Linked DNA regions of Homo sapiens: all the other regions are linked to region 6. A link is a loop called in an ENCODE intact Hi-C map of the cell type or tissue named here. Cell type or tissue: heart right ventricle. All regions are shown on one strand.

The links. A loop is a pair of places that touch in the nucleus more often than their neighbours do. Peaks named below come from ENCODE experiments on the same cell type or tissue, not always from the same donor. Only the 100,000 strongest peaks of a DNase experiment are listed, where the experiment ranks them.
Region 1: a loop joins it to region 6, with 9 times the contacts of the local background. A loop is called at or near these places in 74 of 110 quality-filtered maps.
Region 2: a loop joins it to region 6, with 7 times the contacts of the local background. A loop is called at or near these places in 74 of 110 quality-filtered maps.
Region 3: it touches region 6 in a loop (6-fold over the local background); 3 of 110 quality-filtered maps call a loop at or near these places.
Region 4: it touches region 6 in a loop (2.1-fold over the local background); 8 of 110 quality-filtered maps call a loop at or near these places.
Region 5: a loop joins it to region 6, with 4 times the contacts of the local background. A loop is called at or near these places in 39 of 110 quality-filtered maps.

Annotation. Positions count from the first base shown.
Region 1 is chr4:87,846,927-87,851,926 of GRCh38, reverse strand. No RefSeq gene overlaps it. Among named protein-coding and RNA genes, the nearest start is that of MEPE, 16 kb to the right of the region's middle. In heart right ventricle, CTCF peaks have their summits at 2,557 and 2,759 (motif pointing right); a DNase peak (open chromatin) is centred at 2,736; H3K4me3 peaks cover 488 bases.
Region 2 is chr4:87,837,279-87,842,278 of GRCh38, reverse strand. MEPE (matrix extracellular phosphoglycoprotein) reads right to left here. Exons shown (of 4, transcript NM_020203.6): 3 at 3,594-3,647. Among named protein-coding and RNA genes, the nearest start is that of MEPE, 6.8 kb to the right of the region's middle. In heart right ventricle, CTCF peaks have their summits at 2,537, 2,742 and 3,837 (motif pointing right); no DNase peak of the experiment used is centred here.
Region 3 is chr4:87,716,044-87,721,043 of GRCh38, reverse strand. All of the region lies in intron 2 of DMP1-AS1 (DMP1 and DSPP antisense RNA 1), which reads left to right. Among named protein-coding and RNA genes, the nearest start is that of DMP1-AS1, 14 kb to the left of the region's middle. In heart right ventricle, no CTCF peak of the experiment used is centred here; DNase peaks (open chromatin) are centred at 2,603 and 4,503; H3K27ac peaks cover 2,888 bases.
Region 4 is chr4:87,613,049-87,618,048 of GRCh38, reverse strand. DSPP (dentin sialophosphoprotein) reads right to left here. Exons shown (of 5, transcript NM_014208.3): 4 at 4,741-5,000; 5 at 1,176-4,264. The coding sequence ends at 1,481. All of the region lies in intron 3 of DMP1-AS1 (DMP1 and DSPP antisense RNA 1), which reads left to right. Among named protein-coding and RNA genes, the nearest start is that of DSPP, 7.0 kb to the right of the region's middle. In heart right ventricle, no CTCF peak of the experiment used is centred here; no DNase peak of the experiment used is centred here.
Region 5 is chr4:87,660,004-87,665,003 of GRCh38, reverse strand. It overlaps DMP1 (dentin matrix acidic phosphoprotein 1), which reads right to left. Exons shown (of 6, transcript NM_004407.4): 6 at 647-3,042. The coding sequence ends at 1,684. The region is part of intron 3 of DMP1-AS1 (DMP1 and DSPP antisense RNA 1); the gene reads left to right. Among named protein-coding and RNA genes, the nearest start is that of DMP1, 12 kb to the right of the region's middle. In heart right ventricle, no CTCF peak of the experiment used is centred here; no DNase peak of the experiment used is centred here.
Region 6 is chr4:87,541,966-87,546,965 of GRCh38, reverse strand. No RefSeq gene overlaps it. Among named protein-coding and RNA genes, the nearest start is that of SPARCL1, 15 kb to the right of the region's middle. In heart right ventricle, CTCF peaks have their summits at 2,760 and 2,962 (motif pointing left); no DNase peak of the experiment used is centred here; H3K27ac peaks cover 2,470 bases.

The DNA of each region.
Region 1 (5,000 bases), 300 kb before region 6:
CTACTAACTAAAGATTCTATTAATAGGGAATGCTCTTCTAGAACTCACACTTTTTTTTTTTTTTATTATACTTTAAGTTTTAGGGTACATGTGCACATTGTGCAGGTTAGTTACATATGTATACATGTGCCATGCTGGTGCGCTGCACCCACTAACTCGTCATCTAGCATTAGGTATATCTCCCAATGCTATCCCTCTCCCCTCCCCCCACCCCACCACAGTCCCCAGAGTGTGATGTTCCCCTTCCTGTGTCCATGTGATCTCATTGTAGAACTCACACTTTTGCGCAACATAAGGCAGCAAGCTTAGTCTCGAATCAGCATACTGTGACTTTTGCGCCCTTGTACTTTCAACTTTTGCTCCTTCTGTTCCTACTTTGTTTCCTTGTCACACTTTCTGTTCTGTCTTTTACAGAGACACATAAACTTTGAATGGTTGTGATCATATCCTGTTAGGATGACCGGTTTGTACGTGACCGATGGCACACTACGGCTCTACAATCACCAGATTATTTTCCACAGAGTAGTGAGTTGGGGAAGTCACGTATATGCACTGTGAATAGTTTCTGTTTTGCAAGAGCCTGTGTAAAGGTCCATTTTTAAATGCTGTCCTGTACATTCACTTGATTAATTAATTAATATTTATTTATTTATTTGAGACAAAGTCTCACTCTGTCACCCAGGCTGGAGTGCAGTGGCACGATCTTGGCTCACTGCAGCCTCCACCTCCCAGGTTCAAGCAATTCTTGTGCCTCAGCCTCCTAAGTAGCTGGCATTATAGGCCTGTGCCACTAGGCCTGACTAATTTTTGTATTTTTCATAGGGATGGGGTTTCACTGTGTTGCCTAGGCTTGTCTCGAACTTCTGACCTCAGGTGATCTGCCCCACCTTGGCCTCCTAAAGTGCTGGGATTACAGGCTTGTGCCACCAGTCCCAGCCTTGTACGTTCACTTTAAATGATATTTTTATTATTTGTTGATATAAGATAATCCACAAAGACAAGCTATTTTTCATCATAAACTGAAACATTCCTGCAATGGTAGGTTAATACAGGGGAAGTTCTGGACTAGCTATAGATTTGTGGGAGACCCAGGTGACTGATTTGAAGGTCACTGGGAAAGACATCCATATTAGTGATTTCAAACTTTGACTTGCATTAAAATCATTTGAGGGACCTGTTAAAAAAGGAAATCCCTGGACCCCGTTCATGGCCTTATATCACAAATATTACTCCATTCACTTATTAATGCAATGTGTCTAAGATCTGCCCCAGCTGGCCTGCTCAGAATTACCTCTTTGCTAAATAGACAACTTTCTTTCTTCACATAGTATTATGTTGGTGCAAAAGTGATGACTGTTTTTGCCATTAAAAGTAATGGCAATTACTTTTGAGCCAACCTAATACTTCTATCTTCCTGATGCTGTTTTAAGTAAAAATTATTTAAGATTGTTTGACTTCTATTATTAATCTGTTAACCTAACAATTATAAAAATCTACTTAAAATTCAAATCTAGCAAGAGTCACTTCTAAACAGGGAGTGTCTGTGTTACACTAAACCATATGCCTACAAATTGATAAAGTATTATTCGTTTAATGAAACAGATCCTCTTGTTCTTATTCTCGAAAGTCTAAACCATAGCTTCAGGTAGATTTTCTTGCAGCTTTTGCGTGAGTCCACTCATTGTTTTTGACATTATTCTCATTTGGATTTCTGGATTTGGATTGTATCGGTGTTTTGTTCTCTTTTCTTTCCAGACTTCCTCATTAAATTTTTTCTAACCATTTATCTGCCCCTTTCTCTTTCAGCCCCCAATTCCTATCTTCCTGACATGCATTCAGACTCATCTATTTCTTCTCCTTTTCCTTTGGGCCGTCTAATACCATATTTTAATGCCTGTGACTGTAAGTATCATTCTCTTGAATAGCAGAGTTTACCTTCTCATACAGAAGTTGTTTTTGAAAGGGACTTCTGTAAAAGCATCATAATGTCTTTGAAACTTACGCTGTCTTGAGCTCCTGCTTAGTTAAAGGCAGGCCCTAAAGACAGAGTGAGGAGATAACACAATGTTTATTCTAGACCGCAGAGAAAGTCTGTTGAGCAACTTCCTCCTGGCTGGTCTTCTTCCTTCCAACTCCCCTGAACCCTACCTTGCTTACCACTCCTTCCCCATCCACTGGTTGGGGAGAGCTATCTTAAGCTCTAAACTACACATGGGATCACTTAAGGTCGCCACTGTGAAGCTCTTATGTACTAGTGAGGCTTATTGTCTGCAGCCTCTCTACATGTGTAATACGTTGGGTAAAATAGATTTTACTATCTCCTGGCTCTTCCCTTCAGCTAGAGTTCATCTTCTCAGAACTCCTGTCTCACTTTACTTATATTTCTATTATTTAACACATTCTGCCTTGTATCTTTCGTATGACTTTCTCCCTACTTACTTATAGTTTTGATAAAGACCAAGAGCATCTCTTCTTTTGATCTCCAAAGAATTTTGTAAAAGATGGTCGTTCAATAAATACTTTTCAACTGAGCTAAATGTTATTTCAGACAAGGTCAGATATGTTACCCTGACTGGTAGACGCGCCAAGAACAGATTAATTAGTATTGTAAAATCAAGGTAAATATTTACAAGCAGAGAAGTCCAGGAAGGTGAGGTTTGAGGGAGTACCAGGGCTGCACGTAAATAACAGAACCGGAGCCTGCTCGCAGACTGGTACAGTGACCTTTTCTTTTTGAGCACAAGGTGGCAGGCTAGGTCAATTTCCATCGTCTCTTATAAGGCAGCTACGTGAGGCTGAAGTTTTTTGCCCAATTTCAGAAACAGATATCTATTTTTTTTTTAACTGAGATTAGCGCAGCCTGATGGCTAAAACATGGTTTTGGATAAGGCATGGGCCTCACTCTTGACTACTGACTGTCCTTGTGGATCTCTGGTCCTTTGTGTTTGGACTAATTCCTCCACGTCTGCATCAAATAGCAATGCATTGTGGATGCCAACACACTTCTAGTTTCTGTTAACTGGATGAAAAAAATATGAACATTGTCAGTGTTTTGAAGAAATATCCATGAACACTGAAGCTTAGAGAGAGGAAACAAAATCGGACCAGAGAATTGAAATACGCAGTTTCTCCACTAGATAGCAGACTACGACAGGTGACTTTTGGAAGGGTCCATCTGTATTTACCCAAAGAAAGCATCCGTTTTTCTCCATCAGTTCATATTTTTCTTTTACCACGACAAGTGTTTTTATGTGATCAGACCATTCGCATGTAAAGCTCTGATATAAACCTGAAATATAAGTAGCAGTTTGATTTCAATTTATTAATCTGCAATTTAAATTCTGATAGAGTTTTTTTTTTACTTCATTAATTGCCTCCAGTTTTTTTTCCCCCAAATTGTCTTTTATTTTTTAAAAAGCAAATTACTAGGAATAGTTTATTCTGGAATTCTGATGGTAACATTGGGTGATATGTTCAGTCTTTCCCTTGATTCTGACCTGTTATTTCCAGAAGATAGGGAACAAATGAGGGAAAAAAAGATTCCTTGTTTTTAGATTCTACTTTGTATTCTTTCAAGTTTCTCTCTCTCTCTCTGTGTGTGTGCACTCATGAACACACATATACTCACACATATTCATATTATGTGGATGAATATACACACGATCTATGTACACGTGTGTATACATATATGTCTATATATACACACAGTCATATATGTATGTGTATATTATGTACATTTATCTTTGCAATATATGGCAGTTTAGTGATTGTTTAAGAGTAAAGACTCTGGAACCAGACTCCTTGGGTATAAATCCTAGCTAACTAGCAAATACTTACAGATCTGTGTCTGTTTCTTCATCTGTAAAATGGGGGTAATAATGGTACCCGTATTATAGAGTAGCTGTATAGATAAAAGGACTTCACAGAGCATGGCTCATGGTAACTAAGCAAATCATGTTAGCCATTACTATTTGTGTATGTTGAGAGTCTGATTTATTCAATAGCTTATATTGCCACTTTCATTTAGTAAATGAAGCACCCTCTATCTACCCAATGTGGGAGTTTAGATTTTTTGAAGGTGCCATAACATATTGACATTGACTTGACTTTGCTACATACATTATTCAACTTAATAATCTAGGTGCTGTCCGGAATGTCTCAGTCATGATTTCTGTTGTTTGGGAACTTACGTGTTAAAGAGAAAATGTGTGCACTTTTCTTTCTCTATTCTCTACCTCTTTCTTTTCTTCTCTTGACCTTCCTCATTTGGAGGAATGTCAAGAATGGAGAGGTATATCAATTACAAATTCAATTCACCTACCAATAACAGCAGCAACAAAAATTCCAAATAGTCGCTTAAAAAGAGCATTCTTTTTCTCATAGGACAAAGATTCTGGAGGCAGGAAGCTGATGATGGAGCTGGTTCAGTGGCTCCTCTAGGATTATTTTGTCCTTTCCTTCATAGCCACAACATGACTGCTCCTCCAGGCATCAGGTTCATGTCAAGCCAAGAAAAGGGCAAGAAAGGAGAAAGGGTGGTATACCGGCTATATAAATTCTTCTTATCAGGAGGGGCAAAAACTTTCCAGAGCTCTTCCCCCTTCCCTAACCGAGACTTAGGGCTAGTTTCCAGAACAGTGTCACAAAGCCAAAAAACCTCTACACTGAAAGACAAGAGAAAGAAATATTCTGGAAATGACTTGGGATCAGCCAGTGAATGATATTTCTCAAATTAAGTTTTTGTCTTGGCTTTGCATTTGTGTTTCTCCTCAAATTCTCCCTCTTGCCCTCCCTCTACCCTACAGTCCTCTTTGTCTGGAAGGAGGTAGAACCAAGAAAAATGATAACATGGAGATTTGTTTCAGGAGCTAATATTTGTCGTAGAATATGTGCAACATGTGCAACAGAGGAAAGAGTGGAAGAAGGTAGGAAGTAGGATCTCTATCAGCACAGAGGGAAGTCAGAGGGGAAAGGAAAGGCTGGCTCAAGCAGAGAGGGTG
Region 2 (5,000 bases), 300 kb before region 6:
AAAATAGAAAAACCAAACGCAGGGAAGCCAGGATCATAGGGAATATGTTGAGTGAAACAGTAGGCAGGAATTGCCAAATAGTTTTTCTTAATCCCTCAGTCCAGTACTCACGAGAGTAGCTGTGCTATGGAAAGAACACATGCATTAGAATCAGTTGTCTCACTGCCGTTTATGGGCTGTGTGATCTTGGGAGCATTATTTTACTTCTCTGAGCCTTAGCTTTTTTAGCTGTAAAATAAAAATGATATCTACCTTTCAGTATTTTGGGGAGAATTAAATGATTTTTATTAAATAATGCATGTAAAGCATACAGAACTGGGCATAGCCCTTTAATGAATGATAGTTTCTTTCCTAGATAATATTAATGATAGTCATGTAATTACTGGATACACAACGGTTTTCCCAGTCTCTGGACTTCTCTAATATTGGTTGTAGAGGCAGATGAAGATGGACAAACTCTGGACCCCCCTGCTCTTGAATTGCCCAAGTGTCATCCTCGGGCTGTGTGTTCTGTAAGCTTGTAGCCGTCGATGGGATGTTATCTGAAATAGATTTTGATTGGACTCTCTCTTTTTTTTCACTCCCAAACAGAAGTACTGTTCTGCTTGGAGGACTGTCTGCTTTTATATATGTATCTTATTAACTGTTGGAAGTAGGCGGAAATGTTGAATCAGCTCACATTTGAATCTAAAATAAAAATGGCTTTTAGAAGTGCCCTCTACTTTTAAGAAGCTAGCTAATATATGGTCTGCAAAAGTGCCAATGTATAATATTTGTAAAATATAATTTGAAATTACTTATTTGTAAAAGTTATGGCATTATTGTTCATTAATTTTTTAATATTGGTGGGTATATTCTGAAATACGATTTTGCCATAAGAAAAAAATAGAAATAAACTTTGTAGTATATCACTAAATAAAAAGTATTTTAAATATTTGACTTGAGTAATTGAGTCCTGGAAAGTTTTACTTGGACATTTATGTTTTCCTTTGCAATCAAGTTCATTGTTGTTTGTTTACTCATTACTAAGATAACCTTTTGAGTTAAACACTAAATCTAAACTCAGTAGATTATAATAATCTCTTCCTAATTTTTTCTCTCCCTTGTCTGAAGTGGGAAGTTATGTTTTATTTTCGGTGCTTCTCTGCTTTTAAAAAAGTAACATGTACACTAATGAATTGTGTGCATTTTATTAGAAGACTGAGTAGAATAATTTTATAAATGAAAACATGAAACAACTTTTATCCTGTGGTATATGATGGCTATCTTTGCATTGAAGAAAATATCAAAAAATAGAAAAAAACTTTTCTTACATTTGCTTGTGTTAAATGATTTCTGACTGTTCGATGGTTTATGTACCAGTTGGCTGGCTGCTTTTCTGTGCTCTGCTTTTCTGTCTCCATGCTTTGGTTCCTATGAGTTTTTTCATGGAGAACGGCCTCACCCATTCACTTCTGTTTGCTCAAATCCTACTCATCCTCCATGGCCCCACACAATTATTTCCATTATGAACACCAGAGGCCAGGAACTAATTTCTTTCTACTCCAAGCCCTTAAAGCATGATCTTTTTTTTCTTCTCGGTACTACTCACATAGCACCTCCCACATTCTGTCTTGTTTTACAATAATTTTTGTAAGTGCCTTTTGTTTCTTTTCTAACTCTAAGATCCTGGAGAGAAAGAATTTGTTTTCTCCATCATTTTATCTCACATAGTATCTTACACACCAGTTAAGAACTCCACATATATTTGGCAAATGGATATGTTTTAACTTATTTATAGTTAGGTGTAGTCTTAGAGATGTCATCTAAAGGATATCGATGGCAGAAGAAAATAACATTCTGAAGGGAAACTATTACTTCCATGGGAAATAAAACCAGATTTGGAAAAAGTAAATAGCCCTTTTGCTGATGGCATTTCAAGCTATTTCCAGCCCTTTGGCCGATGAATCTACAAGAAGGGACTGAGTGAAAAGAATTATTGTCATTGTAGTGACAAGGGCCTCATTCTTTTACTTCTGAGCAACCCAACACAGATGGAGTTATCCATAGAATGAATTTAAGAGACAGTAAAATGTGTCACTCATTAGGCCAAAATGGTTTTTCCTCTTAGCCGTCCCCTGCTGAGATCCCCACCATCAGAGCATATGGTAGAATATGTCAAGAAAACTTTCTTATAAAACACCAAATGTTACTCAGAAGCAGTAACACAGCAGTCCATGGGCACCTGAGGTCCATGAGTATCACACCTGCAGCCACAGGTCCTGAAGCAGAGCGAGATGTGGGCCGAGGCATGGGATGGGGATCAGGAAGATTCTGGGACCCAGAGTTTTGTAGTAGAGAGGCTTGAGGAGCCTGGGGAGGGAGGGAAGGGACAAAAGTGCCAGCCATAAGACAGAAACCCCAGAGCAAGCAAAAGTAAACTTTGCCTCCCCTACATTTTCCTCTAGGGCTAGTCCAGAGTTTAGTCATGCTGAGAATGGTCATTCAGAGATTCAGCTTACCTTTACATCAGTTTGATTTTTCTTCTCAGGTGACATGTAAACACACTTAAAAACATAATGCCCATGTTTCTCATAGTGACCCTTGTATGTTATCTACAAAAACACAACATTATATTGAGGCACGTTTTATCTCTTACAAAGAAGTTTTTGGGCTCTTTGTAATAATATAAGAAACTTTAAAAGTTGGGTGAAGTTGAATTCTACCTCTGACAAATGGTAGTACTTCTTATAACCACAGGAGGGTGTGTGTCAGCCGGCTCCCGAAGACAGCAACTTGTTCCTTCTCTTTTCTACATAACTCTAAATCTGTTTTCCCTAAGGGCCTGTCAACTGCTTTCTGTCCTAGGGTGGATCGATTTTATTACCAAACGTCTATGGAAATGGAGCATGTGGAAATATTTTCAGGTGGGAGGGGGTGAGAGGACCAGGAGAAAGACAGGATTTACAATATTCATGTCTGATGTCTAATTGGCAAAACTCACAGCATGAACATTCAGGCTCTTAAGCTGGCAACGTTGGCCTTTGTAATTTTCAGCTGAGATGAAGTACAGAAGATTGTTAGTTCTTAGAACATAATTTTCTGTGATAGGCAGAAGCAAGCTGCAATTTGGTGGCATGCAAAGCGGGGAGGATTCATTTAACTGGATGCATATGGAAAGCTGACTCCACGGACATAGAATTCCCCATTCAGATCTGATAGCCACCTTCCCCTTTACTCCCTTATTTATCATTCTGAGAGCAAAGTGTTTGTCAGGTACATGTGTGGGAAAATATTGTTTGCTAGTAGCAATGTTCCCAAATTCTTACTCACTTAGCCCCATGAAGGTTGCCTGGCAAAGCATTGTTTCATTTGAAGGAAGAAATCATACTGGGGAGAAATAAATCTCTATTCACAATGTTTTCCTCTTTTCTGTCACACATGGTGTGTGAGTTACAATACCTGATTGACTAGAAAGTGCCAACATTATGTTGTATATTTTTTCACTTCCATTCAAAGTGCCCAAGACTATTTTGACAGTTACACTTTTCTCTTACTGACTTTTTCTTTATAGAGCTGAAATAGAGTTATTTGAAAAGATGAATTCTGTTTACCCTCTGCTCTTCCACACAGCTTTGCTTAGTTTTCTCAGTCTGTGGTTGAAATGTCTGAAAGGAAACAAGAAACAAAACTTCACCCACTAGAACATTCTATTTCATTAACTTCTTCAAACAAATGTTTCATTTATTTTTCTCTCACTGAGTTGTATTATTCACTGTGGAAAATCATTCTAACCAAAAGAAGATTGACACACTCATCGCATTAATATAATATTTGTTTCAATATTACGAAAGACAGTGCCAGCTTTCTGCCCCCAGAGGGAGACAGTGCCGTCTCCACTACAGAACTGGATTCAAGCTCAGACAACCGCTAAGTGGGTGTGGTGGGGGAGTAGGGAGGGATGGCACCCCAGACGAAGGAGCTTGGCTGCCATCAGAATCCACTGAAAAAGAAGTTTTCACTGGCAAACTGGGAGTTGTTAAATATAAGTGAACTAAAATCAGAGTTTGACGATTTAAATTGTGTGTGTGCATTAATTATATAAGTTGAGTAACTGTAATATTGAATTAAGATATGATGCTGCTGATGGCCCAGGGAGAGTCAAACCATAGCCGTTCATGTGAATGGTAGGATCGCAATTAAGGACAAAAACTTATTGCTGCCAGATGTTACATTCTGAGAAGGAAAAATGGAGGTGGCCAGCAGATTAGGATAAATTCTGTTTCTTGGTTTGACATAAAGTGTCAAAATTTCTTGAGGGTAGCGTAGGGTGAGGGGTAGCTATTGAAGCGCAGAAAGGGCAGAAATGAAGAAAGAACAGACCTCGGCAGTTTGTCCCAGTCCTTTGGGCTGAAGTTTGCATACCACAGGAAAGCACACAGAACAGGGACCCTAAAATCTGAGAGCAACTGTTTTATTAAAGGAATAGATGTAAGTTCTTTAATTCTCAGTATTTTTCATTTACCTCTTTCTTTCAGAAACTCCTAGCCTATCTCAGATGTGGCACTGGGAACCAATGGGCGGACTGGGCCGTGTTTGAATGGGTGTGCTACAGTGGAAGCAGGCATCATGGTGGATCAATCATATAAAAGAGAGAACCCCTTAAGGGAAAGATTGAATAAAGAGATAAACAGAAAGAGGGCCGCCTAGGCCAGCTGTCCTATTTACCTGGAAAGTGTTCTTCCTGAAGAAGCCTTAAGCTTCTATATTTTGTTTAATACAGACAGGTTGTTGCTTGCACTAAGATATTGGGAATGCCCCTGCTTGCTCTCAGCTCCTTTGTATCTCCAGCTCAATCTGAACTGATTCCTTCATTTCCCAAGCTCATTTGCCCTCTGTGTTCAGACTGGGTTTGGGTGAAGGAGGCCTGGCATGAGTCTGGAGGGGGGGAAGGAGAGAGAAGCCAGGGTATGTCCTTCTCTACTCTCCGTGTTTGGGGCTGCATCTCTAGAGTTGGGTAC
Region 3 (5,000 bases), 170 kb before region 6:
GTGAGCCACTGCACTCCAGCCTGGGTGACAGAGTGAGACCCTGCCTCAAAAAAAAGAAAGAAAGAAAAAGTAAGAGAGGAAGGGAGGGAGGGAGGGAAGGAGAAAGGAAGGAAAGAAGGAAAGAAGGAAGGAAGAAAGGAAGGAAGGAAGGAAGGAAAGGAAATTAGGGAATTTCTAGATATTGTAAGCTGTATTAACCTCCTGCTTCTTACATACTAATATCCTTGTATAAAAGGATAGCTGTTATTTATTATCAAAAGATGTTGACAAAAATTCTCACACCTATAAATTCAAGCATGTACCATGGTGTCCCTCACGATCCCTACCTTTCCTTCTTTCAACTTAGTTTAAAAATAGCCATGAAATTTCTCACTTGTTTTAGAAAAACATTTGGGAAGGAGATTCATCCTCAGTATCAATAGTGACATCAGGTAGTTCTCTTGTAGCTATTCAAAATGAAAATACTACTCAACCAGGCTAGAGTTTAGCTGGAGCTCTGGTACCTATTGTTCAATTTGGCTCTATGGTCCTTAGTAGTAGTGCAATGCTGCTGTCCATGGGACTACCCACCATCAAGGAGAGACTCTTTAAAAGGAAAAAGGGGTGGATAAAGTTTACATAATTGTGCCTTGATTCTTTAATCATTTACTCTTAAAAACTGTTTAATTTGAAACAATTTCAAGCTTGCAGAAAAGTTACACAAATGGTGCAAGAAAGACTGTTTTACCCTGAACCATTCGAGAATAAGTTGCCAGTATGCCCCATGACCTCTGAATCCTTTAGTGTGTAATTCCTACTAACAAGAACACTGTCCTATATACCCACATACAGCATCAATATTATATAGGAAATTAACATTGATATGTCACTACAACTAACCTCAAGACTCCATTCAACTTTTCCAGTTGCTCCAATAATATCCTGTATAGAAAAAGTATCTAGTCCAGATCACATGCTACACTGAGTTGTCATTTCTCCATAGGCACCTTCAATCTGATACAGTTCCTCAGTCTTTCCTTGACTTTCATGACTCTGACTATATAGATATAGATATAGATATAGATATAGATATATAGTCTCTCTCTCTCTCTCTCTCTATATATATATATATATATATAGTCTCTCTCTATATATTTGGTCCTTACTTCAGGTTCCTGGCACAGAGCTTCTAAAACCCTTAGAATTTCTTGGGTTATATAGCGGTGAGAGGAATCTTTTTTGTTGTTCATAAAAGCCTCTTTCAACCATACCTGAGTTTATGCTAATGAGGCAATTCTTGGAGGATCAGGGCTGGTTGCCAGAGGAACCAACCTTGTGATTAGAGGGTTGAAAATTTCAGCCTCATCCTCCAGTCTCCTGTGAGGGGAGAAGGGCTGGAGATTGAGTTCAATGACCAATGGTCAATGATTTAATCAATCATGCCAACCTAATGGAACCTCTTTAAAAGAAAAATCCTAAACAATGGGATTAAGAGAGCTTCCAGGTTGAGCAGGAACACATGTATGTGCCAGGAGAGCAGCAGACCTCAAACTCCATGGGGACAGAAGCTCCTGTGCTTGGGACTTTCCTAGACCTTGTCCTATGCATCTGTTATCTGGCTGCTCATTTGTATCCTTTAAAATGTCTTTTGTAGTAAATCAGTAATTGTTAGTAAACAGTTACCTAGGTTCTGCGAGATGTTCTAGCAAATTATGAACCTAAGGATGGAGTTGTGGCAACCTCCAATTTGTAGCCAAGTCAGACAGAATTAGTGGGTAACCTAGGAAGCCACTGCTTTCTACTGGCATCTGAGGTAGGAGGACAATTCTGTGGGACTGAGCCTTTAGTCTCTGGGGTCTGTGCTAACTCTGGGTAGGGTCAGAATTGAGTTAAATTGTAGGACACTCGGTGTGTGGTGAAAATTAGAGAATTAGTTGATGTGGGGGGAAAATCATACTTTTGGCGTCAGAAATGTTGTGAGGATAAGAAAAACTTGTTTTCTTTTTTATTGACTTTGACATTTTTAAAGGTGACAGATCCGGTTCCATATGGTGGAATATCCCTGCAGTTCAGTTCATCTGATATTCCTTCAGAAGCAGAGTCAGATCATGCTTCTTTGGCAGCAACATCATAAAAGCAATTCTGTGTTCTCGTTGTGTCTGTCAGGTGGCACATGGTTTTGATGTGTCTCATGATTGGTTATGTTAGCTTTGATTACTTGATTAAGGTGGTTTGCAAGGCTTCTGTACTATACTGTTTTTTTCTTTTTAACTAATAAGTATTTCGTAATAAAGTAAGTTGAAACCATGTGAATATAACATCCCTCAACAAAATTTCAATATATTCATTTATTCATTTATATCAGCATATCCATTTGCTTTTTTATCTTCCTTGGGTAAATAAGTCATTAGCATTCTGCAACAGATACTGTCTGCATCTAACCAATAACTCTGATTTCTGTACTAGCCAAAGACAATGCAGCTCTCTCCCTGGGGGTTCTTTCAGGTTGTAGGAGAATGCTCTAGCCTTGCTCAGGGCAAGCAGGAAGTCCTGAGGAGTTAATGTCCCCAAGGGCAGTTCTCAACCAATGAAGGTTGAAAGCTCATAGATACCACCGCCCACCCCTGACCCAGCTTCCTTGGCTCCTTGAGTTGGACAACTCTGAGCCTGTTCCTCACTGCTTCCCGGAATTCCTCAGAAGGACTGAGCCCCAGTGACCTGCTTCAGTATCTGCTGGATGACATAATCTTTATTATTGGCTCCCTTCCGCTTTCCATCGAAATTTCCCACACTCCTACCTCTGCTTCCTGGGATGTCTTATGAATAAGGTATTTTTACTCAAATCCTTTTCTCAAGCTCTGTTTCTGGGGAGTTCAGCCTAAGACACATGCCAGCCCACACCATGGAAACATTAAAGATTTCTCGGTGTTTGCAACAAACTCATCATCTGACTATTTGGGTATTATTTGGTCATTCCTTCAAGTCTTTGCTTTTCTTTATCTAAATGAAGGGTTCCTCTCCATGACACCAATTTCCCACCAAAGTGTTAAGCCAAAACAGGTGGACAGAATCAATTATTTCAGAATGTCCCCCAACTCCTTATAGCAGTGGGAAACCAGCCCAAAATTGTGTTAGCAAAATATTGTTGAAACAAGGTGCACGCATGCCATCTGGGTCAATCAGCTCATTAAAGTCAGAAGATTATGCAATTCGTTTCTTACTCTTTCGTATTTCCACAGTATGTTACGGTCAGTCCCTGAGGCTGACCAAAGCATCTGTTTCCCATCCTCCACAGTGTAGTTCTACTGGGAATTACCATTTTTACTTCATAAAAGCAAATGCATACACTGCATGGCATTTTCTTTTCAAGAGAAGGTTGAAATAATAATAATGTACTTGGACTTGCTATTCTTAACCCCCCTCAAAACCACGCAGTACAAACAACCACTAGACCAACTCTGTCTGGGAAGAGCATATTTAGAAAGAAGGAAGACACTATAGACAGTACCACATACAAGAAAGAAAATATAACGTCTCAGCCTGATACACTGTGGGATGCTGCAGGATGTTGACTCACTTTGCAACTATAGTCCTTCCTGAGCTTAGAAAAAAAACTACATAGTCTTTTATGCACTAAGAACAGCTCAAACAAATCTCTCCTGACCCTGCATTCCTGCAGGACTAGATGTCGCCACTGTTAATATCTGTATTGGACACTCTGTGTAATTATTTTTCCAAAAGAGCAGACCAAACAATTTCTCAAGTATACAAAACTCTCTGTACACACAGTACTCTCCTGTACAAGCAACAAGGATAGTTTGACAAGTGAAAAGAAGCAAGAAATATTGATGAAAATTTGAAAATAAACACATAGTTTCACCCTAATAAAGAATATATTTGCAAATAACACAACCTGCTAAATCTTGCTGGCAAATAAAGTAGATCCAACCATTCCAGCAGCCTCTCCTGAGGGAACTTTGAGTTTTTATGAAGAAAGTTTCCATAGTTATAAATAAATGTTCCAAACATCCCTATAATTACTTGTTTCTCCTAAACTATTATCTGGGCAGAAATTCATTTTACCTTACGCATATTTTATAACTGACCAGTAATAAGGAATTTAGTCCAGGAAGGTACATTTTTACTCTGGGCAGGATAAACTGTAAACAGGCCACCTCTACCTACAATGGTGTGCATTTCCTCCAGAATTCTACCTCTCATCAGAGACATGAGAGTCCTCTTGGCTGACTTCTGGACTAGGTACACATAGGATCACAGATCAAATCAATGACTTCTCAGCAAAATCTGCAAGAAAAAAAATCTTTCCCACTCAAACAAAAGTGCCTTCTACAAAGAAACTGGTTTGTACAAACTAATAACCAAATCCTTTCAGTCTTTCAGCTCCTTATTCTTGGCCTTGGGAAGATGTGTTTGGTTCCAATGGGGGAATCCTCAGAGGAAACGGAAGCCTGTTTTACTTGTTTGTTTTCACGGCCTTTGAATAGCCTGGATGCTTCTACAGTCATGTGTGCCAGGAGTAGAGTGTGCGTCATTAGTTTCCCTGGACTTTCTGGTCTTGTCCAAACCGCCAGTTCTGTTGATTTGCCTTGGTGAAAACATCCTCTCCAACTGATAGCTTTTTCTTTTTATATATATATATATATATTTTTTTTTAATTATACTTTAAGTTTTAGGGTACATGTGCACATTGTGCAGGTTAGTTACATATGTATACATGTGCCATGCTGGTGCGCTGCACCCACTAACTCGTCATCTAGCATTAGGTATATCTCCCAATGCTATCCCTCCCCCCTCCCCCCACCCCACAACAGTCCCCAGAGTGTGATATTCCCCTTCCTGTGTCCATGTGATCTCATTGTTCAATTCCCATCTATGAGTGAGAATATGCGGTGTTTGGTTTTTTGTTCTTGCGATAGTTTACTGAGAATGATGATTTCCAATTTCATCCATGTCCCTACAAAGGACATGAACTCATCATTTTTTATGGCTGCATAGTATTC
Region 4 (5,000 bases), 71 kb before region 6:
CATTTTCTAGAAATTGGGCTTCATCTTGGGGCTAAGAATTACCTTCATTCATGCCAAAGCTGAGTGATATATACTCAGATCGTAACTGCATATATGACTCTCAAATAAGAAAGAGAAGTTTTCCAAACCATTACCCACCAGCAGCTTTAGCTTTATTAAAGAGATTAATAGTGGGAAGGGAGACTCAGGGTCTGGTTTAGAAGTTTTGGCGTGTTGAGGTTTTCAAGGGAAATGTGAACTAAGAATGACTTGGTGAGACTGATGTAAAGATAAATAATTGATACCACATAACACAGTTTTTTTGTTTGTTTGTTTTTTTGAGACGGACTCTCGTTCTGTCGCTAGGCTAGAGTGCAGTGGCACGATCTCAGCTTACTGCAACTTCCGCTCCTGGGTTCAAGCGATTCTCCTGCCTCAGCCTCCCAAGTAGCTGGGACTAGAGACGCGCGCCACCACTCCCAGCTGATATTTGTATTTTTAGTAGAGACGGGGTTTCACCATGTTGGCCAAGATGGTCTCGATCTCTTGACCTCGTGATCCGCCCACCTCGACCTGCCAAAGTGTTGGGATACAGGCGTGAGCCACCGCGCTTCTAAGTGATGCTCCTCCAGAGTCATTCATGTGTCATTTACTGGTTAACATTTGGAGAGTGGCTCCTGGGAGTAAGACACTGTTCTAAGCACTGCATCAGCTTTGTCAATAGTTTTAGGGACTTTGTACTAAATTTCCAGTGGTTTGTTGAGATGTATTTTTTTACATCAGATTTTAACATCAGATGCTATACATCAGATTACAGATCAGATTTTATACATCAACCTGTCTCTGAGCTCTTTCTGACTAGCACTCTTTAGAATTTCTGTGACTTATAACTACTCTATTTGATCATTAGAAAGATTATTCCCATAGCCCAGGTAGGTTGAATAGTAGCTGCAATTTTTTTTCATGTAACAAATAAATGTATTTCTTCCATAGAACAAGCAACTGAATCCAAAGCCAAGTTGGCTATCACAGTACAGCATCTTTTACTCAGCGGTAAGCAGACCACCTCTCCAGAATATATAACTATGGAGACTTAAGGCAATGCCACAGGTTGCTTTTAAGATGTGTCTGCCTGCTACATTCTCTGCAGCACATGGCACTTAAATTGAAGTTATCATGTAGTGATTACTTGAGGTTTCTGTGTGAAGTATTAAAGAATATTTTAATTGTTCTTTTATGTTTAGATTTACACTTTTAACAAAATATTTTCAGAACATGAATATTAACAGGCATGTACCAAAGGTCATGCATTCAGAGTCTGTCTCTGCAGGAGTTAGGTCTTGGTTCTGAATCCAACTGTTTGATTTGATTCCCCCAGTTGTTTTTGTTTACATACGTCTTATGTTTATTTCTCCCCTTTCTTTACTTTCTTGGAAATCTTTTTTTCCTATCCCATTACCAAACTTTTCACAAAAGGAATCTTACGGGTTTTTCTTTTGTTCTAATCATCACTGGTTGAGTGGTTACTGTCACTGCCTTCACTGTCACTGTCACTGTCACTTCCATTGTTGTTACCGTTACCAGACTTGCTCTGGCTGTCACTCTCATCATTGCTGTCAGATGTGCTGTCACTGCTATCACTGCTGTCGCTGCTGTCACTGCTGTTGCTGCTGTCACTGCTATCGCTGCTGTCACTGCTGTCGCTGCTTTCATTGCTGTCACTGCTGTCGCTGCTGTCACTGCTGTCGCTGCTGTCACTGCTGTCGCTGCTGTCACTGCTGTCACTGCTATCACTACTATCGCTGCTGTCGCTGCTATCGCTGCTGTCGCTGCTGTCACTGCTATCACTGCTGTCGCTGCTATCACTGCTATTGCTGCTGTCACTGCTATCGCTGCTGTCGCTGCTGTCGCTGCTATCGCTGCTGTCACTGCTGTCGCTGCTGTCACTGCTGTCGCTGCTTTCACTGCTGTCACTGCTGTCACTGCTGTTGCTGCTGTCACTGCTATCACTGCTGTCGCTGCTGTCACTGCTGTCACTGCTATTGCTGCTGTCACTGCTGTCACTGCTATCGCTGCTGTCACTGCTATCGCTGCTGTCGCTGCTGTCGCTGCTATCGCTGCTGTCACTGCTATTGCTGCTGTCACTGCTATCACTGCTTTCACTGCTATCACTGCTGTCGCTGCTGTCACTGCTGTCACTGCTATCACTGCTGTCGCTGCTGTCACTGCTGTCACTGCTATTGCTGCTGTCACTGCTGTCACTGCTATCGCTGCTGTCACTGCTATCGCTGCTGTCACTGCTATCGCTGCTGTCACTGCTGTTGCTGCTGTCACTGCTATTGCTGCTGTCACTACTATTACTGCTATCACTGCTGTCACTGCTGTCACTGCTATCACTGCTGTTGCTGCTATCACTGCTGTCACTGCTGTCACTGCTATCACTGCTGTCACTGCTATCGCTGCTGTTGCTGCTGTCACTGCTGTCGCTGCTATTGCTATCACTGCTGTCACTGCTGTTGCTGCTGTCACTGCTATTGCTGCTGTCACTACTATTACTGCTGTCACTGCTATCACTGCTGTCACTGCTGTTGCTGCTGTCACTGCTATTGCTGTTGTCACTACTATTACTGCTTTCACTGCTATCACTGCTGTTGCTGCTATCACTGCTGTCACTGCTGTTGCTGCTATCACTGCTGTCACTATCACTGCTGTTGCTGCTATCACTGCTGTCACTGCTATTGCTGCTTTCGTTGCTGTCACTGCTATCACTGCTGTCACTGCTGTTGCTGCTGTCACTGCTATCGCTGCTGTCACTACTATTACTACTGTCACTTCTATTGCTGCTGTCGCTATCACTGCCGTCACTGCTATCGCTGCTGTCGCTGCTATCACTGCTGTTGCTGCTATCGCTGCTGTCACTACTATTACTGCTGTCACTGCTATTGCTGCTGTCGCTATCACTGCTGTCACTGCTATCACTGCTATCACTGCTGTTGCTGCTATCACTGCTGTTGCTGCTATCACTGCTGTCACTGCTATTGCTGCTGTCGTTGCTATCACTGCTGTTGCTGCTGTCACTACTATCACTGCTGTCACTGCTATCACTGCTGTCACTGCTGTTGCTGCTGTCACTGCTATCGCTACTGTCACTGCTGTTGCTGCTGTCACTGCTATCACTGCTGTCACTGCTGTTGCTGCTGTCACTGCTATCGCTGCTGTTGCTGCTGTCACTATCGCTGCTGTTACTATTACTGCTGTCACTACTATCACTGCTGTCACTATCACTGCTGTCACTACTATCACTGCTCTCACTGCTATTGCTGCTGTCACTACTGTCACTACTATCACTGCTGTTGCTGCTGTCACTGCTACTGCTGCTGTCACTGCTATCACTGCTGTCACTACTATCACTGCTGTTACTGCTATTGCTGCTGTCGCTGCTATCACTGTTGTCACTACTGTCACTGCTGTTGCTGTCACTGCTGTCTGACTTACTGTCACTATCACTGCTGTCGCTCTCTGATTTGCTGCTGTCTGACTTGCTGTCACTGCTGTCACTACTATCACTACTGTCACTGCTATCACTGCTGTCACTACTGTCACTGCTATTGCTGCTATCACTACTATCACTGTCACTGCTATCACTGCTGTCACTGTCACTGCTGTCACTATCACTGCTACTGTTGCTATCACTGCTGTCACTGTCACTGCTGTCACTACTATCACTGCTATTGCTGCTATCACTACTATCACTGTCACTGCTATCTGATTTACCTTTGCCACTGTCTGATTTGTCATTGTCATCATTCCCATTGTTACCATTGCCATTACTGTCACTATTATTAGTGTCTGATGTGCTATCACTGTCATCATCTTCTGCTCCTTTTGAGTCACTGCCATTGCCATTATCTTTTGATTCATCAGAGTTATAAGAAGCATCTCCTCGGCTACTGCTGTTATTGTCACTTTCTGAATTAGCATCATCATTGCCATTAGATTCATCACTGCTATTGGGATCATCTCCTTGCATGGACTTATCATCAAAATCATAACTGTCATATCCATCACTATTGCTGTCACTACCTGTATTGCTGTGTCCAACTTTATTTCCTGGTTCTGATTTTTGGCCAGGTCCTTCTATGTTGACAACCTCTCCTTGTGTCTTGACATTGCCTTTGCCCAAGATCATTCCATGTTGTCCTTTATCCTCTTTACCTTCGTTGCCTTTCCCAACTTCTTTGGTAATATTTCTGTTGCCACTGCTGGGACCCTTGATTTCTATTCCCTATGGAAGGATGGAGGAAAGAATGATTAACTAGTGAATATTTGCTGCAAAATTGCATTGATCTGAGGAAGAATAACTGGGAAAAGTTGCCATAGGGATAGGAGTTACATTTCTAGTACTTCACAGTTATTTGTGAAAATGTGCTTTATTCTGTAATTGAAAGCATCCTGGTGCTTAGATTCCTTAAAAATTCATCCACATTCCTACCCAGTAGGAACTTTTGTAAACAATTACATGGGGATCCATGATTTCACATAAGACTTTTCTAGAATTATAACTAAGTTATCAGAAATGTAAGATGTTTAAAGTTGTTCTATCTCGAAGTCTAGTAAGGACTCTAGATTTCCTTAAATAGTCAAGTAATATGGATACAAAAATACATGGATGCTTGTCATGGTTTATTTTTGTGCTAGCATCAATAGATGGAGGGGAAGAATTTAAACTGCCATTGAAAGAAATCAGCTTTACAAACTAACCTTATCTTGGCTCTTCCCAACAGCATGTGTCTCTGATTCTTTGGTGATTCTATTTTCTACGCGTTTGCTTTCTCTATGGTTGAGCTTCTGGGTGTCCTCTATTCTTTGGCTGCCATTGTCTTCTGGAATACCAGCAGAATTCTCCTCACTCTTGGAGGTCTTGTCTCCATCAACTTCATTATGGGGATCTTCTTTGCCTTCAGGGTCATAATATTCTTTACTATCTGAATTTTGACCTATGCTACTATCATGATCATCTT
Region 5 (5,000 bases), 120 kb before region 6:
GAGACGTGCCACCACACCTGGCTCATTTGGTATTTTTAGTGGAGACCGTGTTGGCCAGGCTGGTCTCGAACTCCTGACCTCAAGTGATCTGCTCACCTTGGCCTCCCAAAGTGCTGGGATGACAGGCATGAGCCACTGCACCCGGCCAGGAAGTCTTCTGGATTCTACTAATAATTTTGTGGGGAATTCTGAGGTACTGCAGTGGAAGTGGGAGTAAAAACACATTTGTAAAGTAGAAGTGCTGACGTGAAGTCGTTTCTTTCAAAGAAATAAAAATATAAGGAATATGGTACTCTGTAGCTTCCAGAACTTACACAAATGAGTCTGAGAGACCAGCAGGAAATAATGTTAAGCCTAAACATCATAAACTTTTACTGTGGCATCAAACAAAAATTCAGAGTTTACTTCATTTTTTTCTCCCTGTTCTGTAACAGGTATAGTTAGTGAAATATCATAAGCAACACATAGTATTTTTATCAAATGCTACCTGAATTACAAATAAAATTTTCAGGAAATAATTTAAGAAAATCTTTCATTTTAATAGGAGGAAGGTACTGAACTATTTGGGAATGCTTTAAAGAAAGAGTTGCTTAACACAAATATATCCTAATAATCAGCACCACGATTACAAATAAACACATATTTCTTCTGGGTATTATAATCTTTATTACAAAACAAGTATTTTATGTTGAGGTAATATTTCAAATGGTATTTGTCAAAAATCAATTGAATCTTACATACAGAATTTTGCTCTGTAAAGGACTCAGAGAACAGTTTTTTTCTAGCATTGCACGCAAACTGATTTTAGAAAAAATAAAGCTAAAAAGTATCTACGTAAAGAGGAATTTCTTTCTCCCACTCTTCCTGACCCAATCCTTCTTATCATCACCAGTGATTAGTAAGGTGATGTTTATGGGAGTTCTACAAAAAAAAAAAAATGATGAATTGGTAAATTAATTGGGAGAAAAAGATTTTCTTATCCAAAACAACTCACTGTGCCATAATTTCAAAGTGCTTTTGCAAACTAAGTATTGAATCCTATAGAATTTACTATTATTTATCCCAAGAATAGAATTTCCCGGTCTCCAATGAGGAAACCCTATGCAACCTTCCAACTCCAATGTCTTCTGCTATGAAGCCCTCCCTCGTTCTCCAACGCATTGGTCACCCTTCTCAGTGTTCCCAGATAGATATCGTGTTCATAGCTCTCTGTCTTGGCACTCACCATACTGGGTTGTAACAATTCTTGTTTCTCTTATACATATCCCTCTTTAACTCTGTAGCTTTGTGGGTCCTTCTATACGCTCCTCAGGAGCAAGAAACAAGTCTTAACCTGCTTTACATTCTCAACACCTAGCATAGTGCCTGGTATATCATGGACACCCAATAGCTTTGTTTGTTACGTTGATGAATTAGGAACTATCTCAGCTGCAAAGTTATCATGCAGATCCTTTCTTGCTTCTAGCCTCTTTGGCTGTGTTCTGGTGTCACTCCACAGTATTTAAACCTCTGTGAAATGATGACACCCTAAAAACAAGTGTAATGTCCAGCAATTCCTTTCAGGAAAAATATGGCATCTGGTTATTCTTTTGATCAAAACATCAATAAATTATAGTTATCATGATACATTTTCAAGTCCCTAAGACTCCTTTATGTGACAACTGCTTCTTAGGACAGCTGATGCTAATAGCCGTCTTGGCAGTCATTGTCATCTTGGTCCCCAATGGGTTTGTTGTGATAGGCATCAACTGTTAATTTCCGGCTCTCTATCTCAATGTTTTTCAACTGGCCATCTTCCTCACTGCTTGATTTGCTCTCCGTGGAGTTGCTATCTTCTTTGGATCTGCTGCTGTCTTGAGAGTCACTGTCGTCTTCCTCAGAATGGCTTTCCTCGCTCTGACTCTCTGCTGAGCTGCTGTGAGACTGGAGGCCCTCCTGGCTGGAGCTGTTCTCATCCTCAGGGGACTCCGGGCTTTCCTCTGAGAAGTTGAGGCTCTCACTGGATTCGCTGTCTGCTTGCTCCTCTCTGGATTCACTTTTTGAGTGGGAGAGTGTGTGCGAGCTGTCCTCCTCGCTGGAGTCACTGTCTTCCTGGTCTTCTACATAACTAGTTGTGGGGTCGGGGTTATCTCCCCTGGACTCACTCACCACCTCTTCCTGAGACTCACTGCTGTTCTCTTGAGATGACAGGTTGGCCTCTTGGCTGGACTCACTGCTGGGACCATCTACGTTTTGGCTCTCTTCCTGGGACAGATTCTCCTTGCTGTCTTCTTGAGAGTCACCCTTGCTGTCTCTCCTGGGTTGGCTGAGGCCAGTGTCTCTGGAGTTGCTGTTTTCTGTAGAGTCACTCTTGACTTCTTCCATTGTGTTGTTGTCATCAAGCTCGCTTCTGTCATCTTCCTCTGAGATGCGAGACTTCCTAAAAATTTTCCTACTGGGATGCTCCAGCAATTGGCTGCCACCTGAATCTTGAGTGTTTGCTTGCTCACTGTTTTCTCCAGATTCTTTTGATTTCATGCCTGCACTGTTCATTCTGGAGTTTCCCCTTTCACTCCTGATGCTCTCTGGGTCATCACTCTGCATTCCCTCATCGTCCAACTCGGAGCCGTCTCCATGGCTGCTCTCCCCATCACTGCCACCTCCCACCCAGTGCTCTTCACTCTCACTCTCTTGAGTGGAGTCACCTCCCTCAGGCTTGCTGTCCACCCGGTCCTCATTGTCAAGTTCCCTGCTCTCACTGGTGGTATCTTGGGCACTGTCTTGCCCTTGTGGGGCACTCTCTTCACTGGCTTGTATGGTGTCATCAGAGTCCTCATCACTTCCCAGTCTGGAGTTTCCTCCTTCTTGTCTGTCTTTGGGCCCTGGGCCACTGTCATCGTCACCAAAGGTGTCATCTCCACTGTCATCTTCATCGTCATCTTTATCATCTCCTCCTTTTCCTGTGCTCCTGGAGAAGCCACCAGCTAGCCTATAAATGTATTGATGATCATCAGAGCCCAGGCCCTCCTCTGACTGAGTGCTGTCACTGGGGTCTTCATTTGCCTAGAATTTGGGGTTAACAGATATGGTCAGTATTCCAGGAACCGATAGAGAAGGAGTTATCTAGAGCCTTTCTAGTCTTTCTGCTTCCTTCGCCCTACATCCCCTCCTCTAATCTACGGTCAGTTTTACTACTCAATAACCTCTCTACCAGAGCTTAAATAGGAAGGAAGAGGAATTGAAACTCAAGTGGTTCCATTTTATATAGGCACACTTCACTCAATGCTGCCAACATTTTCTCAAAAAGCTTTCTGGAAATCACATTTATGAAATTCAAATCATACTGTATATATAATTCCTTAAAAAAAAAAAAAAAACTCTTGGGCTGGGCAAGGTGGCTCACACCCATAACCCAGCACTTTAGGAGGCCGAGGTCAAGAGATCGAGACCATCTTGGCCAACATGGTGAAACCTCGTCTCTACTAAAAATACAAAAATTAGCAGGCCGGGCGCGGTGGCTCACGCCTGTAATCCCAGCACTTTGGGAGGCCGAGGCGGGCGGATCACGAGGTCAGGAGATCGAGACCATCCTGGCTAACACGGTGAAACCCCGTCTCTACTAAAAAATACAAAAAATTAGCCGGGCGAGGTGGCGGGCGCCTGTAGTCCCAGCTACTCCGGAGGCTGAGGCAGGAGAATGGCGTGAACCCCAGGGGGCGGAGCCTGCAGTGAGCCGAGATTGCGCCACTGCACTCCAGCCTGGGCGACAGCGAGACTCCGTCTCAAAAAAAAAAAAAAAAAAAAAAAAAAAAAAAAAAAATTAGCTGGCTGTGGTGCCACAAACCTGTAGTCCCAGTTACTTGGGAGGCTGAGGCAGGAGAATCACTTGAACCTGGGGGGCAGAGGTTGCAGTGAGCCGAGATCGAGCCACTGCACTCCAGCCTGGCGACAGAGCGAGACTCCGTCTCAAACAAACAAACACACACACAAAAAAACCTCTTAGGTAATTGTTTGTGAATTAGAGTTGGTTTATAATGCTCATGCATTAAAGTGTTTGGTGTGAAACAGAGTTTTTAAAAATATTGAGTGATCTTAAAATGACCCCAATTTTTTTTCTTCTGGAGGGAAAAATGTACTAGGACCAGAGGATAAAATCTTTAGCTAAAATGAAAATTAAATATTATAGTAAGGTATATACTTCACCCAAACCATGTTTCTACCTCGTTAGTACAACCAGAAAGTTGCCTATAGATGATTCAGCTAGAAGACACCAACTAGTGTGACCAACAAGGCAACTTAGTGCTACGTGGGAAGTCAGAGAGGTGAGCCCTGTAAGTAAAACAATTGGATGCTCTGTACCAGTAAGGAAGGACAGTGAGTCTTCATACATTATGCTCCCAAAATATCTGCTCTCTTTACCATACCCTACAACAGAGCATACCTGCTAGTTTTTGTTTTGTTTTGTTTTGTTTTTACACATCCCTACTGATCAATGTCTGAGTCTGTAATTGGGTGATTGGGAGTACTTGTGTATATGCTGTTGACCTCTCTTCCTAGCACTGGAGTTTTATGCTAGTATGGTGGAACTGAGCATGGGTTTAACCTGCCATACCTCGTTAACCCAACTCACAAGCAGGAACTGCAGGAATCACCATACCTCATTACCCTTTCTCAAGCAGGAATTGCTACCGTAACTTGAAAGCTTACAGACCCTTGAGACAACAAATCACAAAGTCCCCAGCAAACGGCATTTCTCCAGTTCTATGCTTTTAAATTTCTAGAATGTTCCTTTGATAACCTTAAGTAAATAGGGATAAACAGGCTAATAATTCATCTTCCAACTCTGGCTAAGTGTAGAATGCAACATGGATCAAAGCCTTAGGGAGAAACCTGGCTCCTGGACTCTCTGGAGCCCCACAGGATTGAGTTTGGTCAAAACAATAGCATAGCTAAGAAAGTAACAACACTTAGTCTTAGAAAAATGAAAAAGAATGCCAGCTTTAAGGGATATAAACTGAGTC
Region 6 (5,000 bases):
AAAATACCTTGAGCCTTCAGATGCCAGCAGAGCAAAGCCAGTCTATGTTCTCAAGTCCACAGGCTCGCCCACAAGGTGGGACAGTACACCTTGTGTCCAAGAGTGAGAACCCATGGGCGTGAGGGAGTCTTGGCAGGGGTGGCATGGTGTGAAATCTGTTTTTATTTAATTCAAGATGGAGTCTGCTTATAATGCAATTTTGAATAACTTTTTATTTATTCCATCTTATTCTACAAAATATGTTTCTTATGAAAAGATAACATATCAAGGGATATAAGGTAAAACAAAAGCCTGGGTAAGATTAGCATGCATATAGAAACAGAACTATCATTTGACCCAGCAATCCCATTACTGGGTATATACCCAAAGGAATAGAAATCATTCTACCATAAAGACACATACATGCATGTGTACATTGCAGCACTATTCGCAAGAGCAAAGACATGGAATCAACCTAAATGCCCATCAGGGACAACAGATAGAATTTTTTTATTTAAAAAAAAATTTTTTTTATTTTTATTTATTTATTTTTTTGAGACAGAGTCCCCCTCTGTCACCCAGGCTGGAGTGCAGTGGTGCGACCTCGGCTCACTGCAAGCTCCACCTCCCAGGTTCACACCATTCTCCTGCCTCAGCCTCCTGAGTAGCTGGGATTACAGGTACTTGGCAATTTTTTGTATGTTTAGTAGAGACGGGGTTTCGCCGTGCTAGCCAGGATGGTCTCGATCTCCTGACCTCGCGATCTGCCTGCCTCGGCCTCCCAAAGTGCTGGGATTACAGGCGTGAGCCACCACACCCGGCCAGATAGAATTTTTAAAAGTGTGGTACATATACACCATGGAATACTATGTTGTTCTGTATGGAATACTATGCAGCCAAAAAAGAATGAGATCATGTCTTTTATAGGAACATGAATGGAGCTGGAGGCCATTATCCTTAGAAAACGAATACTGCATGTTCTCACTTGTAAGTGGGAGCTAAGGCCGGTCTCATTTGGGAGGCCGAGGCAGGCAGATCACGAGGTCAGGAGATCGCGAGACCATCCTGGCTAACACGGTGAAACCCCGTCTCTAGTAAGAAATACAAAAAATTAGACGGTCCTGGTGGCGGTGCCTGTAGTGCCAGCTATTCCAGAGGCTGAGGCAGGAGAATGGCGTGAACCTGGGAGGTGGAGCCTGCAGTGAGCCGTGATGGCGCCACTGCACTCCAGCCTGGGCGACAGAGGGAGACTCTGTTTCAAAAAAATAAAAAATAAAAATAAGCGGGAGCTAAAAGATGAGAACTCATGGACACAAAGCGGGGAACAACAGACACTGGGACCTACTTGAGAGTGGAGGGTGGGAGGAGGGAGAGGATCTGGAAAAATAACTACTGGGTAGTAGGCTTAGCATCTGGGTGACAAAATAATCTGTACACCAAACCCCCATGACACAAGTTTACCTATATAACAAACCTGCACACGGACCTCTGAACTTAAAATAAAAGTTAAAAAAAAAAAAAAAAAAAAAAGATTAGCAAGCAGAAACGCCTATACAGGGCACCAAAACTTCACTCCCCACTCAAACCTTGCTCCACACCTTCCCCATCCACATAAAGTGCACTTTAGCTCCCTGGAATTCTTCCAGTTGCCAGAATGCAGGTCTTCTCCCCAGTAGGTGGTTCGTCTTCAGGTCAGGAATGCCAGCACCCCACCTCCTTTCCCTTAGGAAACTCACACCGCCTCAGGCCTGAAGGGGACTTCTTCAAATGAAGTCCTGTCTTGTTATGTTCTCATAGCAAGGGCCCTTCCCTTCACAGCACTTTTCAGTTTGTGCATTTATCTGAGTAATAAATAAATATCTGTTACTTCCTCTAAACTGGAAGCTTCATGAGGACAGGATTCCTTCTCCTTTTGCTCCCCATCATATCTCCAGCAGCCAGCTGGCACATACGGGCACTCCGTACATACTGGTTGAATAAATGAAGCCTCCCAGCAGTCAAAGAAAAGAGAAAGGCATAATAAGTTAAAATATTTAGAAAGTCAATATATCAAGACAAACAGCTTTTCCTGCATTCTGAGTTTTAAGCAAAATTTCTCCCATGGGTCCTTAAAAACAGAACATTGTATGAATTTGTAGACATCTTTTTGTTGATGTAATAATACATTTTATTTTTTATATTTTTTTATTTTTATTTTTTGAGACAGAGTTTCACTCTTTTTTTTTTTTTTTTTTTTTTTTGAGACGGAGTCTCACTCTGTTACCCAGGCTGGAGTGCAGTGGTGTGATCTCGGCTCACTGCAACCTCCATCCCCCAGGTTCAAGTGATTCTCCTGCCTCAGCCTCCTGAGTAGCTGGGATTACAGGCGCCTGCCACCACACCCAGCAAATTTTTTTATTTTTAGTAGAGACAGGGTTTCATCGTGTTGGCCAGGCAGGTCTCGAACTCCTGACCTCAGGTGATCCACCCTCCTCGGCCTTCCAAAGTGCTGGGATCATAGGCGTGAGCCACCACGCCTGGCCTAATAACACATTTTAAACAGCTGCTTCTTAAAGCTTCCCTCAGTACAAAGATTTTGAGGGAGGCCAAATCACAATTCAGTAGAAATAATTCTACAGGACCCAAAGCAACATGATCCAGGAACACAGTTCTCTCAGGGCTCTGGTTTCATGCAAAGGTAAAACAATGTGAGAGAAATTGAGCAAGAGGGACTGCACATCCTTCAGGCCCTGCTCTGCAAGTATTTCTTCCAGTCAGGATTATGGTCTGATTGGACAGCTGAGAGGTGAAAGTTACCGTCTCTGTGAACACAGAAAGGGCAGATCCACATTCAGTCTTTGATCGTCAGCTGGAAAGGGAATGATAATTCAATTGACTATTGTTCAGGATGGAGCTTTCTTCATTCTGCTGGAGAAAGAATGAATCCTTGGTCTCATTCATTTAAGGATGACTGTGGTTCATACTCCCCTCTTGTGGCCACTTCCAAGTATACTGGCCTGTACCCAGGAGCCCAGTAAGGCAAAAGAGATATCAAATTCCTTTATATATGTTAGTTAACCTAGGAATTGCTCATTCTTTTTTTCCTTCTAGAATGTCAGACCAGTTTTTAGAAATTGGCAGATGTTGAACAGCATGTTAAAACGAGGGTCAATTGAACATATTAAATCTTCATTGGTCAATATTTTTAAATGTTTAAAAGGCTCAATATTTGGGCCAAAGAGGGTAGACAAATCACGCAAATGCATGAGAATCCTGATGGTTCCTTACACATTACCCTTCCTGAAGTATGTTTGCCTTCTCTCAATTTGGTTCTCTTCAAGTAACACATCCATAGATTTGGAATTTTGGGGGCATGTGGGAAGGAATGATCTGGTGAATGAAGCAATCAATAGAGTTGCAAATGCTCATTTTACAAATATTTAAGTACTTGCCACTGTGGGGAATCAAGGTTATACAAGAAAATGATCCCTGGTGGGGCACAATGGTTCATGTCTGTAATCCCAGCACTTTGGGAGGCTCAGGGGGGAAGATCACTTGAGCTCAGGAGTTTGAGACCATCCTGAGCAACACAGGGAGACATCCATCCCTGGAAAAAAAAAATTTTTTTTAATTAGCCAGGCCTGGTGGCTTAAGCCTGTAGTCCCAGCTACTTGGAAGGCTGAGGTAGGAGGATCGCTTGAGCCTGGGAGGTCAAGGCTGCAGTGAGCCATGATTGGCCCATGGCACCCCAGCCTGGGTGACAGAGCAAGACCCTGAGGAAGGAAGGAAGGAAGGAAGGAAGGAGGGAGGGAGGGAGGGAGGGAGGGAGGGAAGGAAGAGAGAGAGAGAGAGAAAGAAAGAAAGAGAAAGAAAGGAAAGAAGGAAAGAAAGGAAAGGAGGAAGGAAGGATGGAAGGACAGAAGGAAGGAAGGGAAAGAAAGAAAGAGGGAAGGAAGGAAGAAAGAAAAAGAAAAGCAAGGAAAGAAAGAAGGAAAGAAAAGAAAGAAAGGAAAGGAGGAAGGGAGGAAGGAAGGATGGAAGGAAGGGAAAGAAAGAAGGAAGGAAGGAAGAAAGAAAGAAAAGAAAAGCAAGGAAAGAAAGGAAAGAAGGAAAGAAAAGAAAGAAAGGAAAGAAGGAAGGGAGGAAAGAAGGAAGGAAGGAAAGAAAAGAAAGGAAAGAAAGAAAGAAAAAAGAAAGAAGGAAGGAAGGAAAGAAAGAAAAAGAAAGAAAGAAAGAAAGAAAGAAGAGAAAGAAAGAAAGAAGAGAAAGAAAGAAAGAAGAAAGAAAGAAAGAAAGAAAGAAAGAAAGAAAGAAAGAAAGAAAGAAAGAAAAGAAAGAAAGAAAGAAAGAAAGAAAGAATCCCTGTTTGAAAATATTACCTAGTAAGGGATAGAGGACTCTGTATTACACAATGAAAAGTGAAAAATGCCAGAGAAAAAATTAAATGAATATGCTATTCCCCTATGACACAGGACAGAGCCAGAGATGGGAAGTGAAGGGCAAATGAGGGTGATGAGCCACTCCTTCCGAGCCAACTCGTCCTATCGCACTTGCTCTGAGCAGAGTGTTCCAAACACTTTATCAAAAATAATACGTTATTGAAGTTCAGAGAAAGAATAACCTCTTATCAGATATAGCAAAGAAGGATTCTTGGAAAGGAGACATCTAAAGTTCGACTTTGAAAGATTGGTAAGATTTAAACATGAAGGTTTCAGGCAGAAGAAGCCACCTTAGTCAAAGGAGTGAGGCAGAAAATTACAAAGTAAGTCAAGGAAAGGAGAAAAAGTTGATGTTCACATAAGTGAAGGGAAGATATTACATAAAGTGGCAGATGGCTTTAAAATGCCTGGCTCACGAGTTTAGAATTGACTTGGTAGGCAGTGGGAAGCTATTGAAAACTTTTAAGCAGGAGAGGAACATGATGTGAATTACACTTTGAGAGGGTGAAATTGTTTAAAATAGTGTTTAAGATAGATTGGGTTGGAAAGAGAAGGAAGTCTCTGGAACTGTGCTCAAAGCTTAGTGTTCAGTGGCCCAGCCCA